Regions from separate parts of the Homo sapiens genome. Here region 2 is linked to region 1. A link is an interaction called in ENCODE POLR2A ChIA-PET data of the cell type or tissue named here. Cell type or tissue: PC-9. All regions are shown on one strand. Each heading gives the region's core, and the rest is flanking DNA. Links, peaks and the distances in the headings are about the cores only. Region 1 has its middle 35 kb from the start of TYRO3. Region 2 overlaps RPAP1 (RNA polymerase II associated protein 1).

Evidence for each region. Peaks named below come from ENCODE experiments on the same cell type or tissue, not always from the same donor. Only the 100,000 strongest peaks of a DNase experiment are listed, where the experiment ranks them.
Region 2: POLR2A ChIA-PET joins it to region 1 with 5 read pairs; 3 of 35 experiments call an interaction of 5 or more read pairs at or near these places.

Annotation. Positions count from the first base shown.
Region 1 is chr15:41,588,196-41,599,629 of GRCh38, reverse strand. No RefSeq gene overlaps it. Among named protein-coding and RNA genes, the nearest start is that of TYRO3, 35 kb to the right of the region's middle. RefSeq lists an enhancer at 3,166-3,667. In PC-9, for the core only: no CTCF peak of the experiment used is centred there; a DNase peak (open chromatin) is centred at 6,749; H3K27ac peaks cover 818 bases.
Region 2 is chr15:41,515,552-41,522,642 of GRCh38, reverse strand. RPAP1 (RNA polymerase II associated protein 1) reads left to right here. Exons shown (of 25, transcript NM_015540.4): 20 at 393-545; 21 at 763-905; 22 at 1,496-2,252; 23 at 4,461-4,637; 24 at 4,786-4,845; 25 at 4,952-5,467. The coding sequence ends at 5,101. Among named protein-coding and RNA genes, the nearest start is that of LTK, 5.3 kb to the right of the region's middle. In PC-9, for the core only: no CTCF peak of the experiment used is centred there; no DNase peak of the experiment used is centred there.

The DNA.
Region 1 (11,434 bases), core at 4,017-9,016:
TTGGGTGACATAGCGAGACCCTATCTCAAAAATAATAGTACATTATCAAGAGTAGAACTCTGTATTTCTGCCTTTCCCTCCCACCCTCACTCTCCTTCTGCTGCTGCTGTTGCCATTTGCTTTTTTCTCTTCCCTCAGCATCACTCACTTCCTCTCCCTTTTTCGCATGAGTCTTTTTCTCCCCACTCCTCCTCCTCACTGTTTTCTTCCTGTGCTCCTAGAAGAACCAAACAGTTCCATTTTAGGGACTCTGAACCCCAGTGGAACAGGATTTGGTTGGCTGACCTGGGGAGTGGAAGACATCATAGAAAACCACATTGATATGTTGGGGCCGGTTAACCTGGACTGGTCTGGACTTTCCCTGCTGTCCTATTGGCAGCAACTCAGAGAGTCCAGATGGCCCTAGAAAAATCTGTGGTCCAAGGATACAAAAACAGAATTGCTTTTAAGCCCCTAGAAATGCTGAATTGCTGTTTATGGACTCTGGAATAGAGCTGAAGCTGGGACCCTCTAATAGCTGAAATGTGACCTAAACTTACAGGGGTACAGTGTGGCCTCACCCAAGGATCACTGGGCATAGTCAGGAGCTCCTTGAGATAATGCTGATGGGAGGAATATCCATACTGGGAATGAAGACTCGGAGAGACATAGACCACCTCTTGGCTGGAGGCAGGAAGAGGACAACCCGCCCAAAAGGAGAAATATGGTTCAGGGAAAGCTCCTATATTCCCCAGCAAACGGGACAGTTCTGGGCTGAGTACGTCACACATTTGTACTCTTGCACAGTGCCAAAATGCTGTCCTAAGTCCAGTGCAATGGAGGTAAGCACATGCACACATCTTCTTATGGAGAAAGATGCCCCTTCTGACCTTGGGAGCTGATTACATTCTGGTTTAACATTTGCTTTAAAGCACTGTAAAAGGTAACAGTGTGTGGCCAGGCGCGGTGGCTCACGCCTGTAATCCCAGCACTTGGGGAGGCCGAGGCAGGTGGATCACGAGGTCGGGAGATCGAGACCATCCTGGCTAACACGGTGAAACCCTGTCTCTACTAAAAATACAAAAAATTTGCCGGGCGCGGTGTTGGGCGCCTGTAGTCCCAGCTACTCAGGAGGCTGAGGCAGGAGAATGGCATGAACCTGGGAGGTGGACTTTGCAGTGAGCCGAGATCACGCCACTGCACTCCAGCCTGGGCAATAGAGCGAGACTCCATCTCAAAAAAAAAAAAAAAAAAACACAGTGTGGCCAGGTGTGGTGGCTCATGCTTGTAATCCCAGCACTTTGGGAGGCCGAGGCGGGTGGATCACCTGAGGTCAGGAGTTTGAGACCAACCTGGCAAACATGGAGAAACCCTGTCTCTACTAAAAATACAAAATTAGTTGGGTGTGGTGGTGCATGCCTGTAATCCTAGCTACTCGGGGGGCTGAGGCAGGAGAATCGCTTGAACCCGGGGGCGGAGGTTGCAGTGAGCCAAGATCGTGCCATTGCACTCCAGCCTGGGCAACAAGAGTGAAACTCCATCTCAAAAAAAAAAAAAGATAACAGTGTGACCATGTGGAGTCTGTTTTCCCCTTGCCCAGTCCATAATGAGTAGATATTTGTGGCTAAGAAAAGGGATTACGGCAGTGAATGGCCATGAGCCAGACAGGAGCCATGTTAGTTGCCAGTCTTGGGATTAGAGCAGAGGAATTGCCAGAGCAGCTAAGGGGAAGATTATCTAAAATACCAAGAGGGAGAATAGTTTTCTTACCCAACTTACAATGAGAGTATAAGCATCTGGGCTCCCTAAAGACAAGCCACATGGTCAGGGCACGGACAAAACAGTGACCAGCCTGACAGCAGGACCCTCTAGAGAAGATAAGATAGATGTTAAGTTAGGCCAGGCCCGATGGCTCACACCTGTAATCCCAGCACTTTGAGAGGCCAAGGCCACCCTGGCCAACATGGCAAAACCACATCTGTACAAAAAATAGAAAAATTAACCAGGCCTAGTGGTGCTTACCTGTAGTCCCAGCTACTCAGGAGGCTGAAGCAGGAGAATTGCTTGAACCTGGGAGGTAGAGGTTGCAGTGAGCCAAGACTGCACCACTGCACTCCAGCCTGGGTGACAGAGTGAGACTCCATCTCAAAAAAAAAAAAAAAAAAAAAAGATAGATGCTAGGTTAGAATAATTCAGTAGGGAAATCTGACTTCGTTAAAAAACTTACTCTAAGAAGAATTTGACAGGAGACATGATAGAGGCAGAACAATCCTAGAAGCACAGAGTTAAGAAGGAACCTAAAGAACATTTAGAGTCTTAAAAAAAAAACACAAACAGGACTAGGATCCACTGGATGGAGTGGCTACAGGCAGGGTGAATCAAGCCGAAAAGATAACAGATAGGGACCAGTAAAGGAACTCCTCTTCTGGCAACCACAGCAAAGAGCAAAGGAGGTGGCTAGCTTCTGTAGGATCAGAAGCCCGAAGCCAAGGAAACCCACTTATGGGAGATTCAGATAAGACCTAGCATAACACAGTCTCTAACTCTGGGACACAGAACCCAGCTCAACGTATAATGGGAAGGACTTGGGTCCCAAGCATGACAGAGGAGTTCTTGAGCATCCAGGAAGAAAAGTAGCTAATGGAGCCTGGTCTTCCCAGAACGGAAGGTGACACAGAAAGGATGAGAAGAGAAGAAACTCACAGTTGGTGTCAGTCTTCCTGAGGCTTTTGTGTGATCTGGGAAAGCGTTGTCCATAAATCAATGCCAACAAGCCAAGTTTGTTTTAACTCTTATCCTATGGCTATGTCCAAACCTGACCCCTCATCTTTATTAAAAAAAAAAAAAACACTTTAGCACCACCCCAGGAATTCCATGTTATTTAAAATATGAGTGCCACTGGTCCCAGCACTTTGGGAGGCTGAGGAGGGTGGATCACAAGGTCAAGAGTTTGAGACCAGCCTGGCCAACATGATGAAACCCTGTCTCTACTAATACAAAACTTAGCCAGGCATGGTGGCACATGCTTGTAGTCCTAGCTACTCGGGAGGCTGAGGAAGGAGGATCACTTGAACCTGGGAGGTAGAGATTGTAGTGAGCCGAGATCATGCCACTGCACTCCAGCCTGGGTGATAGCTTGAGACTCCGTCTCAAAAAAACAAGCAAACAAACAAAAAAAAACGCCGGTCGAGGTGGCGTGGCTCACGGCTGTAATCCCAGCACCTTGGGAGGCTGAGGCAAGCAGATACCTCAGGTCAGGAGTTCGAGATCAGCCTGGCCAACATGGTGAAAACCCCATCACTATTAAAAATACAAAATTAGCCGAGTGTGGTGGTGCATACCTGTAATCCCAGCTACTCAGGAGGCTGAGGCAGGAGAATCGCTTGAACCTGGGAGGCGGAGGTTGCAGTGAGCTGAGATTACGCCATTGCACTCCATCTCAATAAATAACTAAATAATCTTCTCTCCAAACTGTCAGAGGCATTGCAACCAGGCTGGCTCCATCTTGAATAGGTACTGGGTAAAATGAGGCTGGGACCTACTAGACTGCATCCCCAGGAGCTTAGGAATTGTTAGTCATAGGTTGAGATAGGAGGCCAGCACAAGATACAGGTCACAAAGACCTTGCTGATAATAGCCAGGTGCGGTGGTTCACGCATGTAATCCCAGCACTTTGGGAGGCCGAGGCGGGCGGATCACAAGGTCAGGAGATCAAGACCATCCTGGACAACACGGTGAAACCCTGTGTCTAGTAAAATACAAAAAATTATCTGGGCGTGGTGGTACATACCTGTAGTCCCAGCTACTAGGGAAGTTGAGGCAGGGGAATTGCTTAAACCCAGGAGGCGGAGGTTGCAGTGAGCCGAGATCATGCCACTGCACTCCAGCCTGGCAACAGAGCAAGACTCCTTCTCAAAACAAAACAAAAAAAAAAAAAACAGCATGCAATAAAGAAGCCGGCCAAAAACCAACAAAACCATGATGGCAACGAAAGTGACCTCTGGTTGTCCTTACTGCTCATTATATGCTAATTGCAACATATTAGCATGCTAAAAGACACTCCCACCAGCACCATGCAAATGCCATAGCAATGCCCAGAGATTACCCTACACAGTCTAAAAGGGTCTAAACTCTCAATTCTGGGAACTCCCATCCCTTTCCCACAAAACTCCTGAATAATCCACCCCTTGTTCAGCATATAATCAAATAACCATAAGTCAGCCCATGCTGCTGATCTGTCTATGCAGTAGCCGTTCTCTTATTCCCTTTCTTTTTTTTTTTTTTTTTTTTTTTGAGACACAGTCTCACTCTGTCACCCAGGCTAGAGTGCAGTGGTGTGATCTCAGCTCACTGCAACCTCCTCCTCCCAGGTTCAAGAGATTCTCGTGCCTCAGCCACCCAAAGAGCTGAGATTACAGGTATGCGCCACCAACCCCAGCTAATTTTTGTATTTTTAGTAGAGTCAGAGTTTCGCTATGTTGACCAGGCTGGTCTCAAATGCCTGACCTCAAGTGATACGCTCACCTCGGCCTCCTAAAGTTCTGGGATTACAGGCATGAGCCACCTCACCAGGCCTATTCCTTTACTTTCTTAATAAACTTGCTTTCACTTTACTAAGGACTCACCCTGAATTCTTTCCTGGGCAAGCTCCAAGAACCCTCTCTTGGGGTCTAGATTTGGACTCCTTTCTGGTAACAAAGCCATTGTTATGAGGATTACATACGTTAATATTTAGAAAGCAATCAGAAAAACAAAATAGGCTGGGCATGGAGGATCACACCTGTAATCCCAGCACTTTGGGAGGCCGGGGCTGGTGGATGGCCTGAGACCAGGAGTTCAAGACCAGCCTGGGCAACGTGGCAAAACCCTGCCTCTACAAAAAATACAAAAACTTAGCTGGACATGGTGGCACATGCCTGTGGTCCCAGCTACTTGGGAAGCTGAGGTGGGAGGATCGCTTGAGCCCGGAGGCAGAGGTTGCAGTGAGATGTGATCATCCCACTACACTCCAACCTGGGTGACAGAATGAGACCCCATCTCAAACAAACAAACAAAAAAAGATGAGTATGTTTATTAAATAAGTTAAACAAAACATATAGCTTCGGGATTAAAAATAATAAAATGGGCTGGGCACGGTGGCTTACACCTGTAATCCCAGCTCTTTGGGAGACTGAGGTGGGCAGATCACAAGGTCAAGTGATCAAGACCATCCTGGCCAACATGGAGAAACCCCGTCTCTATTAAAAATACAAAAAATTAGCTGGGCGTGGTGGCGCGTGCCTATAGTCCCAACTACTCAGGAGGCTGAGGCAGGAGGATCGCTTGAACCCGGTAGGCGGAGGTTTCAGTGAGCCAAGATCGCGCCACTGCACTCCAGCCTGGCAACAGAGCTAGACTCCATCTCAATAATAATAATAATAAAATGTTCAAAGGTATAAGGAAAGCATCTGGTATGTTGTATATGCTTGAACAGAGTCTTAGGAACAATTATGTTACTGAAACCACCTTTGCAAAATTATGACTGAGACAGTGAAAGAGATCTAACTTAACTGACTTCATTTTGCTTTTAACCTCCAAGCTGTCCTTGTCCATTCCTGGGCATAGGCTGAACTAACTTTGGGAGAAGTTTAGTTTGTAGTTTATGGTTTAAACAAAGACGGTAACAGCCCTTTCCCAAAGCAGACCTCCTTCTTGCCTGGGGACTAGACTGCCTTTGTAGGACTAACATTAGTCACAAGATTAGAAATTATGGTTTAGGAGTCATGCAGCTGGAGGCTACAGGATTCTGACCCTCCCTAAACTGCTCCTAAGGTCACTGCTTGAGATATTTTGCAGACCCTGCACTTCATGGATCAGCTGGTCCCACTCAGATCAAAAACTGGCTCATCTGATCTTGTGGCCCCCACCCAGGAACTGACTGAGCTCAAGAAGACAGATCCAATTCCATATCATTTCACCTCTGACCAATCAGCACTCCTGGATCACTGGCTTCCCCCCACCGACCAAGTTATCCTTAAAAACTCTGCTCCCCCAATGCTGGGGAGACTGATTTGAGTAATAATAAAACTCCGGTCTCCCTCACAGCCAGCTCTGCGTGAATTACTCCTTATCCATTGCAATTCCTCTGTGTTGTAGCACTCGAATATAAAATTTTCTGTTTTTTAATTCTCAGCAAGGCAAGGTACTTCTATAGAAGGGTGCGCTCTCACCGATGGAGCAATGGTGGGCGCACATTTGGACAAGGGAGAAGAAGGGGTTCTTTTTTTTTTTTTTTTTTTTTTTTTTTTGAGACAGAGTTTCTGTCTGTCGCCCAGGCTGCTGGAGTGCAATGGCCAATCTGGGCTCACTGCTGCAAGCTCCGCCTCCCGGGTTCACGCCATTCTCCTGCCTCAGCCTCCCGAGTAGCTGGGACTACAGGCGCCCACCACCATGCCCGGCTAATTTTTTGTATTTTTAATAGAGACAGGGTTTCACCATGTTAGCCAGAATAGTCTCAATCTCCTGACCTCCTGATCCGCCTGCCTCTGCCTCCCAAAGCGCTGGGATTACACGCACATGGCCCCTGCTGCTGGGTCATTCCCCTATTGGCTAGTGTTAGACCGCACAGGCTAAACTAATTCCGATTGGCTAATTTAAAGAGAATGATGGGGTGAGCGCTTTGTAGCAGGTAACCGGAATGAGTTAGGGTGGAGCAGGTGATCAGAATGATTCAGGGTGGAGGTGATCAGAATGAGTTAGAGTGGAGTAGGTGATCAGAATGAGTCAGGGTGGAGTAGGTAATCGGGATGAGTCAGGGTAGAGTAGGTAATCACAAAAGGTTGCTTTACGAGGAAGTTAAGTTTAAAAGTAGAAGGCAAAGAATTGAACATACTGACATATTAATTCTTTGAAGAGAAATTTAGAATTCATATTCAACAACTTCCTCCTCTTGCAATTTTTTATGGCTTTCTCTTCAAACTTATTTAACATGTCTTGACTTAGTTGTTCTGCTTGATTTTCCAAAAGAAGCAGCTTCTCTGGATAAGGTGGAGGATAGTTAAGGGAGGTTTTAGTAAGTGCCATTTCTATGAGCCCCTGCACCAACCCAGGATGCATGGTATAACACAGCACCCGACAAGAATAAGTACACCTATTACAGCTACGAGGGAGGAAAGAATTGAGGCTATTATTCCTTTCCATTTACCAAACCACTTCTCTAGCCATCCCGTAAAGGGGTCATTTGCCCCTGAGTTGCTGGCTAACTCATTGGATAGAGCAGTCAGACCTTGCAATGCCTTTGTTATACTTCCATCAGGGGCGGTGTTGTTTGGGATGAAGGTGCAACATCGAGTTTTAATCATGACGCAAACTCCTCCTCTTTTTGCTAATATCATGTCTAAGGCTATCCTATTTTCCTAAGCCATCTGGCTAGTAGCCCCTAATTGCTCAGCTATTCCTTTAACAGCATCTCTAGTGTAGTTAATAAATCCCTGTTGGTTGTAATAGACGTAGTTTATCCAATCTACATTTTTGTTAACTGTCACTCACCAAAATATTGACTCAAATCCTGCAGCTATTTGATTTTGGGCCTTAAATTGATCTGGTATTCCCCATGGGACTCCAACTGTGTCTAAATAGATGTGAGAGTCGAAAGCATAAGGGGCTTCTCTCACTTTACAATGTCTTATTTTTTCTTCCTCTTATTGATGAAATGCCAGGGTAAAAGGGATAGCCAATTGGACTAAAGCACAAGTGCCACTCTAGTTATTCAGTAGAGTGTCCAGTAAAGGTCCACCACAATACCACCACACATCCACTCGGGGATGAACAAGGGCTGACTGATTGGTAAGCTCTTGAAAGTTCTTAAGCTCACTGCATCCCTTCAGGTCTCCAAGGAACGCTAAGTTTCCTCCCTGTCGTGAGAGACACGAAGTGAACTTAGTGTTGGGAGACCGAAGCTGGATGGCCCTCAGGGGCTGACCCACAGGGTGTGGAACTTCAGGATACAGCAGAGAGAGAGCTTGGCATGACTTGTTACCCCAGGCTGTAAAATCCTGGAAAAGAGCTACCATGCAGCCCATGCCCAGTCTGCTGGAGTACCACCCTAGTGGAAAGGGGACAATCTGCACCTCTGGCCTGCCACACGCACAAGCATAACAATTGCTTTTGTTTAACGTGCAGATGGAATATTTGATCCATTCCAACCAGGCATTTACATCTTGGTATCCTGTCTCGATTGCTAAAGTTTGTTTTAAGTCTTTAACTTCTACCATCGCTATCTTGGCCTTGTCGTTAGATGGAGGAGGAACAATGGTTCCATTGTAAGAGGTTTTAGAAAAAGCTTTAGAAGCAGGTTCAGGTGGTGGGGGATCAAAGAAACACATTTCAAAGAATCCAATAGGTCTGTCCCTGAAACCTCAGCTCCCATACCATAAAACCGGCTGAAAGAAGGGAACTGGCTTAGAAAAAGGGGAGAACTTTGGGGGCTCAAAATAATAACCTGTATAGGGTTGCACTGGTTTAGCTGACAGTTAGGGGGGGCTGTCCCTTTAGTAAAATGAATGTATGGTTTTAGGAAATTATAAAAACTGGTTGGGGCACTCCATCCTTGCTCTTTGGTGGTTCACAGAACATCGGACCAACTACGGCATAAAAGCTCTACATCAGTGGGGCAAGACTCCTGGTTGCCACTGGGGTCTTTATTGAAATCTCCCCGGATTAAATGGTCCCAATTCACTAATGCCCAGTCTGAGGAGAGCCAGGAGGGACAGAGGTACTTTTCTGAAGTAGAGAGCTGTCTTTGACTTAGCAAATCCCTACAGAGTATAACACGGCAAGCATCAAATGCAATAGTTTGAGGTGAACTTGACTTGGTTACGTTAATAACTAGATGGTCAGCAATAGAGCGAGGAAAGAAGAAAAAGTAATAGAATAGATGAAAGAGAGTTAAATTCTTCTTAGCTTTAGTTTGGTAGGGTTTTCCCCTAGGACTATGGCCCATGACTCTGGAGTCCATCCTCTCTCTGCGGTGTGGACTGCGGTTTCAGTCGCGAGGAGCACTAAGTAAGGACCTTCCCAGGCTGGCTCAAGTTTTTCCTCTTTCCAGCTCTTAATGAGGACATGATCCCCAGGCTGATGTTGATGCACCGGGAACTCCAAGGGTGGCGCCTGTGCTAAAAAACCTTTAGTTTTAAGAGAAGAGAAAGTAGAAGATACATCAAGTATATAATTTGTAAGGAATTGATTGGGTCTTTTGTTTCAAAGGTAGGAATATCAGTAGTGGAGTGCAAATAAGGTAATCCATAGAGCATCTCATAAGGAGAAAGACCAATGTCTTTCCGTGGTGCAGTTCGAATTCTCAGCAGGGTATAGGAAGACACTTGGTCCACGGCAACCAAGTCTCTAAGACTGATTTGGTTAGGTGGTTCTTTTGCATCTGATTCATTCTTTCTACTCTCCCTGATGAGGGTGGGTGCCAGGGAATATTGTGTTCCCATCTAATGTCTAATGTTTGGGATAGCTTTTTAATAATGTGTGCGGTGAAATGAGTTCCATTGTCTGAGTCAATATTTTCTATTAGTCCAAACCTAGGTACTATATTTTCAATTAGGGCCTTAACTACATTATTGGCTGTCGCATTTGAAAAGGGATAGCTTCAACCCAGTGAGTGAGGTGGTCTACTACTACTAGTAAATATTTCAGACGACCTATTGGAGGCATTTCTGTGTAATCAACTTGGATACTTTGGAATGGCCTTAAGCCCGGATTCCTTCTCTTGAGAGGTAATCTTTTTATAGTATGTCTATTAGTTTTCTTACATACTAAGCAACTATCTGTAACCTGTTTGGCCAGGGTATAAATTCCTATACAACCATAAACCCTGAGAACTGCATCACACATGGCCTGAGGCCCCCAATGGGTCCCTTGATGTAGTTGGGATAAGACTTCCCTTATAAGGGGTTTAGACAACATTTCTCTCTGGTCTGGCAGTATCCACTTTCCTTCTGAATTCTCTTTAGCACCTATTTTTATTAGTTTCTCTCTTTCAGTGGAAGAAAAAATGGGGATTACAGTAGGAGGAGGCAGGTAGGGAGTTAAGTGAAAAATATGCATTTCAGAAGACACAGCAGCCTGCTTGGCTACCTGATCTGCTAGGTTATTTCCTCAACTTTCAAAAGAAAGGTTTTTCTGGTGTCCGGGAACACGGACAATAGCTATTTCTTCTGGCAACTGAAGATTATTCAATACTTGGGTGATCAGCTCCTTGTGAACAAGGTCTTGACCTTTACTACTAATGAGACCTCTTTCAGTCCAAATTTTCCCAAACATATGGGCCACTACACAGGCATACTTGGAATCTGTATAGATGGTTCCTTCCTGGTTCTGTAAGTACTTTAAGGCTTGGCTGAGTGCAAATAGCTCACATGTTTGAGCAGACCAATTGTTGGCAATTTTCCAGATTCTATTTCTATGAGAATTTCTCCATCAATCACTGAATACCCATTGTGTCTTTTTCCCTCAATCACCCCGGAGGAACTGTCTATGAATAAGTGCCGTCCAGTCCGGAAGGGGGTTTCTCCTAGGTCTGGTCGAACCTTTGTATGGTAATCAATTAAATCTAAACATGTGTGTTCCCTCCATAGATTTGGATTCCCTGTTAGGAAACCTGCTGGGTTGAGTGAATTATCAGAGGTCAATGTTAAATCATCCTTTTCTAACAGAACGGCCTCATACTTCAAGATTCTCGAGTCGGTAAGCCATCTCCCTGCTCTCTGGTTTAAGATAGTTCTAACTTGGTGAGGCGTGCTTACCGTCAATTTTCCTCCAAAGGTTAACTTCCTGCTTTCCTCGACCAGTATTGCCGCAGCCCCGATGGACTGGATGCATTGAGGCCATCCACAAGTGACTGGGTCCAACACCTTTGATAGGAAGGCTACGGGCTGCCGGCGGCCTCTGTGTTCTTGAGTCAGCACTCCTAAAACTACCGCACTGTCCACATTAACAAAAAGGTGGAATGGCTTTTCTAGGGAGGGTAAGGCAGTTATGAGCCTTTCCTTCAGCTTCTAGACTTGATCAGCTTCCTCAGAAGTCCACAGGAGATGGTTCGGCTTCTCCTGGGCAAGTTTTTAATATAACAGTTTACTGTGCAGTGCATGAGTCAATCCATAAGCGGCAGTATCTGACTAACCCTAAAAATTTCCTGAGTTCTTATTTAGTTTGAGGCAAGGGTAGGGACACCATTCCCTCGATTCATTCAGGCCCTATTCTTCGCTTGTCTGCACTTATTAAGTGGCCTAAATATTTAACTTCGGGCTCTACATACTGAAGCTTTCTTTTTGAGACTCATAGCCCCTCAAACTGCAGATAGCTAAGAATATGTGTAGAGAAGTCAGTTACCTTCTCTATATCTTCACCAGATATAAGAATGTCGTCTACGTACTGAAGAAGGCATATTTGTTCTAGTATGACAACTTTT
Region 2 (7,091 bases), core at 1,081-6,080, 74 kb after region 1:
CGAGGTGGGCAGATCACCTGAGGTCGGGAGTTCGAGACCAGCCTGGCCAACATGGAGAAACCCCATCTCTACTAAAAATACAAAATTAGCCAGGCATGATGGCACATGCCTGTAATCCCAGCTACTCGGGAGGCTGAGGCAGGAGAATCACTTGAACCCGGGAGGCGGAGGCTGCGGTGAGCTGAGATCACACCATTGCACTGCAGCCTGGGCAACAAGAGCGAAACTCCATCTCAAAAAAAACCAAAAAGAAAGTGGGAGGGTGTCCCATGGGGAAGGGAGGCCTTCTGCTGGCACTCATTTCCCTGAGTCTGGAGAGGGGCAGCCACCTGGGGAGCCCTAGAAGGCATGAGAGTCAATTTCTAGATCTGAACAAAATTGCTTTTCCTCAGCTGGCTGCCATATTGGCTGCCCCGGGACTCCAGAATTACTTCCTCCAGTGTGTGGCTCCTGGGGCTGCCCCACACCTCACACCTTTCTCTGCATGGGCCCTGCGCCATGAGTACCACCTGCAGTACCTGGCACTCGCTCTGGCCCAGAAAGCGGTAGGTCCCCCTGTCTGACAGGTTCTCCTGTCATCCCATTATCTCCTTCCTGTTTCTGTGGAACCCAGCCTGCTTCTGCCAGGCCATGCAGCTCCCACTTTCCTCCAGACATGCCCTGGACCTCTGCCCTTCAGCCTCACTTTTATCCTCTTCCTCACTTCTCTCTGCCACGTCCCCTTCTCCTGTACTAGGTAGTTCCCTGCTTTTCTGTCTGCAGGCAGCGCTGCAGCCACTGCCAGCCACCCATGCTGCCCTCTATCATGGTATGGCCTTGGCCCTGCTGAGCCGGCTGCTGCCCGGAAGTGAGTACCTCACCCATGAGCTGCTGCTGAGCTGTGTATTCCGGCTGGAGTTCCTCCCGTAAGTGCTTGGTTGGTGGCATCAACTCAGCCCTTTTGGACGCTGCTGCAGTTGTTAACAGAGCAGCCCTGAATTTGGAGCCAGGAGACCTAAATTCTCTTTCTTCCACCGACGACACTTAACTCTTCCGAGCTTCCATTACCTCATTAGTGAAGTGAGGATCAGGCTAACCACACCCAAGAATGATTGTGAGACTTCAGTGTGACTGCATGGCTAAAAAAATGGTATCTAAATCAGTTACACACATGTAATAGCCATCCGCTACTGAGTGTTTACTCTGTGTTTGATACTCCCTTATGTATTTATCTACATTTTAAGTATTTTACTTGGACCATGAGATAGATACTATTATTATCCTTATTTTACTCTGAGGAAACTGAGGCCCAGAGAAGTTATGTAAACTCATGCCTAGGCAGCTGGCTGTAGTGTGCATCCTCTTAACTGCTACACAGCACTGCGCGGGAAGTAGTTAAGGGAGCAGAGAGGCACAGGTCTGGACCTAGGAGCCTCCAGGAAGTTCCAAAGAGCTGGCACAGCCTCCAAGTGCTGTGGTTCCAGCCCTCATTTTTGGCTTTTGGGTCCCATTACAGGGAAAGAACATCAGGGGGTCCAGAGGCAGCCGACTTCTCTGACCAGCTGTCGTTAGGAAGCAGCAGGGTCCCTCGGTGTGGGCAAGGGACTCTGCTGGCTCAGGCCTGCCAGGACCTCCCCAGCATCCGCAACTGCTACCTGACTCATTGCTCGCCAGCCCGAGCCAGTCTGCTGGCCTCCCAGGCTCTGCACCGAGGGGAGCTACAGCGAGTCCCAACCCTGCTACTGCCCATGCCTACGGAGCCGCTGCTGCCCACCGACTGGCCCTTCCTGCCACTGATTCGCCTCTACCACCGGGCTTCAGACACCCCCTCGGGACTCTCTCCCACAGACACCATGGGCACAGCCATGCGGGTCCTGCAGTGGGTGCTAGTTTTGGAGAGCTGGCGCCCCCAGGCTCTCTGGGCTGTGCCCCCTGCTGCCCGCCTGGCACGGCTCATGTGTGTGTTCCTGGTGGACAGTGAGCTGTTCCGGGAGTCCCCAGTACAGCATCTGGTGGCAGCCCTCCTCGCCCAGCTCTGTCAGCCTCAAGTCTTGCCAAACCTCAACCTGGACTGCCGACTCCCTGGCCTGACGTCTTTCCCTGACCTCTATGCCAACTTCCTGGATCATTTTGAGGCTGTCTCTTTTGGGGACCACCTCTTTGGGGCCCTGGTCCTCCTGCCCCTGCAGCGTCGGTTCAGTGTCACCTTGCGCCTTGCCCTCTTTGGGGAACACGTGGGAGCCTTGCGAGCTCTGAGCCTGCCTCTGACCCAGGTACTTTCTCAGCCCAGCAGGACCTGCAAGGGTACCCTGCACTGGGCCTCGGGGGCAGTCCTGAGCCTTGAGGAGCTTTGGAAGACCTCAGCTTCCTCATCTTACCTCTTGGGGGCTTTGAGGGGATTAAGAGAATCAATGAAAAGGGCTTAACATGGGCTGGGTGTGGTGGCTCACGCCTGTAATTCCATCACTCTGGGAAGCTGAGGTGGGTGGATCACTTAAGGTCAGGAGTTTGAGACCAGCCTGGGCAACATAGTGAAACCCCATTTCTACTAAAAATACAAAACTTAGCTGGGCGTGGTTGCGGGTGCCTGTAGTCCCAGCTACTCAGGAGGCTGAGGCAGGAGAATCGCTTGAACCCGGGAAGCGGAGGCTACAGTGAGCCGAGATCGCGCCACTGCACCCCAGCCCAGTGACAGAGCAAGACCCTGTCTCAAAAAAGAAAAAAGGAAAGGGTTTAACCTGGTGTCTGGCATATAGTGGGTATTCATTACTATTAATAAGGCATAGCTCCTTGCTTATCAGTGCTACAATCTAGATAAGAAGAGATTTACTGAAAACCTACATAGTTGTGAATTATTCAGATGCTAGGTGGTATCAGGATTCAGAGAAGGGAAAGATCAAATTGGGCTTTGTGGAAGAAGTGGGGATTGACCCAGGCACTGTAGGTTGGGTAGAATTTGAATTGGTGAGGAGGTAGAAAGGCAGGAGATTCCTAACAGAATAACATAAGCAAAAGGAGCATGACAAAGGGCAGAAGGAGGGAGGAGAGATTTCTGTTGGGAACTTAAGGCTAAAAATAAGAAGTGAAGTCTGAGAGGGCCTCAAATATTAGGCTAAGGACTTAAATTTATAAGCTGTAAAGAGTTACTATGTTTGCCAGGTGCGGTGGCTCATGCCTGTAATCCCAGCACTTTGGGAGGCCGAGGTGGGCGGATCATTTGAGGTCAAGAGTTTGAGACCAGCCTGGCCAACATGGTGAAACCGTCTCTACTAAAAAAAAATACAAAAAATTAGCCGGGTGTCGTGGTGCATGCCTGTAATCCCAGCTACTCCGGAGGCTGAGGCAGGAGAATCGCTTGAACCCAGGAGGCAGAGGTTGCCATGAGCCGAGATCATACCACTGCACTCCAGCCTGGGCAACAAGAGTGAAACTCCATCTCAAAAAAGAAAAATAAAAAAGAGTTACTGTGTTATGGCTGCGTGAGGTGGCTCATGCCTGTAATCCAACATTTTGGGAGGCCAAGGTGGGAGGATTGCTTGAGGCCAAGAGTTTCTGACCAGCTTGGGCAAGAAAGCTAGACACCATCTCTACAAAAAATTATTGGAAAATTAGCCAGACCTGGTGATTTGCCCGTAGACCCAGTTACTCAGGAGCCTGAGGCAGGAGGATCACTTGAGCTCAGGAGGTTGAGGCTGCCAGTGAGCTATGATCACACCACTGCATTCCAGACTTGGAAATAGAACGAGACTCTATTAAAAAAAGAAGTTATTGTATTTTGTTTTTTGTTTTTAAGATTTTGGGTTTTTGTTTTTGTTTTTGAGACAGAGTCTCGCTCTGTTGCTCAGGCTAGAGTGCAGTGGCCTGATGATCTTGGTTCACTGCAACCTCTAGCTCCCAGGTTCAAGCGATTCTCCTGCCTCAACCTCCTGAGTAGCTGGGATTACAGGCACACAGCACCATGCCTGGCTAATTTTTTTTTTTTTTTGAGACGGAGTCTTGCTCTGTTGCCCAGGCTGGAGTGCAGTGGCGCGCTCGGCTCACTGCAACCTCCGCCCCTGGGTTCAAGCGACTCCCCTGCTTCAGCCTCCCAAGTAGCTGGGACTACAAGCACCCACCACCATGTCCAGCTAATTTTTGTATTTTCGGTAGAGATGGGGTTTCACCATGTTGGCCAGGCTGGTCTTGAATTCCTAATTTCGTGTGATCCGCCTGCCTCAGCCTCCCAAGTGCTGAGATTACAGGCGTGGCCCACTACACATGGCCAATTTCATGCTTTTTAATGGCTGCTTCTCAGTTCCCAGTTTTCCCCAACATCTGCTCTGTAGTCTTTAACCCTGATCCTTGTGCTAGAAGGACAGATGTTTGTCTAGGACCTGATCTCTGCCCTCATGATTTGGTTTCATGTGATCGTTATCCACACACCTTATGTATGTATATACATTCCTACCCTCCCCCTCAGCACGTCATTTCCCCTGTCACAGTTGCCTGTGTCCCTGGAGTGTTACACAGTGCCTCCTGAAGACAACCTGGCCCTCCTTCAGCTCTACTTCCGGACCCTGGTTACTGGTGCGCTCCGCCCACGTTGGTGCCCCGTGCTCTATGCTGTGGCTGTGGCTCATGTCAATAGCTTCATCTTCTCTCAGGACCCACAGAGCTCAGTAAGTTACATCTCCATCTTCAGAGGAAGGAAGGGAGCTAGCAATTGAGCTGCCTCTGGGCCAGCTGGGGAAGAGGTAAGTGTCAAGCAAGGCCAGTGGTGGGTACCAGCCCTCGGCTCAGTGCCACCTCTCCCTGTTCTGCTTCTAGGATGAGGTCAAAGCTGCCCGCAGGAGTATGCTGCAGAAAACATGGCTGCTGGCAGATGAGGTAGGGTCAGGGCCATTAGGAGGGTGGGATATTAGAGGATCTTGGGGGACAGAGACCACAACAGGATCTCATTACCCACTTCATAAGTTTTCTTTCCTTTCTGCAGGGTCTCCGGCAGCACCTCCTGCACTATAAGCTTCCCAATTCCACGCTCCCAGAGGGCTTTGAGCTCTATTCTCAGTTGCCCCCTCTGCGTCAGCACTACCTCCAGAGACTGACTTCAACAGTGCTCCAAAATGGGGTATCAGAGACCTAGGATAGTTGATATAGATGGAAAGATGGGTACGTTGTCCTGTATCCAGCCTTTCAACAGATGTCTGGCCAGACGAAGAACATTGTGTCCTAATGGTAGGCAGGAGACCAAGGAGCAGAAGGCTTGCCTTCCTGGGAGCAGGTTGTTTGAGCTGTTTTAGAGCAGTGAGCCCTACCATTACATCCTGATATCTGGGGCTTCTGAAGGTCTGTACTGGGAGTGAAGAGTGGCTTAGCTATTTACCCGCTCTTTGGGGACAGGGCAAACTAAATGCATCCCTTCTTACCTAACTCCCAACCCCTGCCCTGGGCTGAGGCATATGAATGCTATAGTTGTGCATTAAAATAAATGTTTTTTATCTCCTGGAAATTTGATCTGGACTGATTTCAGCCATGTTAGTTCAGGGTTAGTATCTGGGGGTGGGTTATCCCAGGTGAGGAGCAGGACTGCTGTGAGAGAGATGGGGAAGAATCATAAGTGGGAGGTAAAAACTTTGTCCACATCTGGAGACAACAAGAATGTGGGGCCTGCCAGGCACAGTGGTACACACCTGTAGTCCCAACTACTTGGGAGGCTGAGGCAGGATGATCACTTGATTCCAGGAATTCAATTCCAGCCTAGCCAACATAGTGAGACCCCATGTCTGTCTGTCTGTCGGTCGGTCGGTCTGTCTATCTATCTATCTATCTATCTATCTATCTATCTATCTATCTATTTCTGAGACAGGGTCTTGCTCTGTTGCCCAGGCTGGAGTGCAGTGGCGTGATCATAGCTCACTGCAGCCTCGACCTCCTGGGCTCAAGCCATTCTCCCACCTCAGCCTCCTGAGTGGCTGGGACCACAGGCAAGTGCCACCACGCCTGGCTAATTTTTTGTATTTGTAGAGACGGAGTTTCACCATGTTGCCCAGGTTGGTCTTGAATTCCTGAGCTCAAGCAATCCACCCACCTCAGACTCCCAAAGTGCTAAGATTACAGGCATGAGCCGCTACACTTGGCCTATTTTGGTAGTTTCTACATTGTTCTTTGGTCTGAATTCTAAACTTTAGGCTTTCTTAGACTGTCTTTTGCTGTGTGGATTACTTATTGTGTTTGCAAGTAACCAGAGTCAGAGCAGTGTGCCAAGGCCTAGCCCTGTCAGTAGGTAGAGAGAACCCAGTCTTCATAAATGGAGCTGCTGAACACAGAATTATCCAATAGGTTTTTTTGGGTTTTTTTTTTTTTTTTTTTGACACGAAGTCTTGCTCTGTTGCCCAGGCTGGAGTGCAGTGGGGCAATCTCAGCTCACCACAACCTCCCCCTCCCTAGTTCAAGCCATTCTCCTGCCTCAGCCTCCCAAGTAGCTGGGATTACAGGCGCGTGCCACCACGCCTGGCTAATTTTTGTATTTTTAGTAGAGATGGGGTTTTGCCATGTTGGCCAGGCTGGTCTTGAACTCGAACTCCTGACCTCATGATCCGCCCGCCTCAGCCTTCAAAAGTGCTGGTATTACAGGCATGAGCCACTGGGCCCAGCCTTTTTTTCTTTTTTTTTTTTGAGACAGAGTCTTACTCTGTAGCCCAAGCCAGAGTGTAGTGGCATGATCTTGGCTCACTGCAACCTCCGTTTCTGAGGCTCAAGTGATTCTCATGCCTCAGCCTCCCGAGTAGCAGGGGCTACAGGCATGCACCACCACACCGGGCTAGTTTTTTGTATTTTTATTAGAAGCGGTGTTTTGCCATGTTGCCCAGGGTGGTCTCAGACTCCTAAGCTCAGGCAATCCGCCCACCTCAGCCTCCTAAAGTGCTGGGATTATAAGTGTGAGCCACAGCATGTGGCCCCAATAGGTTTTATTAAGCAACTACTGTATCAGCAAATACCAATGATTCTCAAACTTTGTGACAAAAATCATCTGGAGGATATTTTAAAACAGATCACTGGGTCCTACCACCAGAAGCTGCTGATTCAGTACATCTGGGGTGAAACCCAAGAATCTGCATTTCTAACAAGTTCCC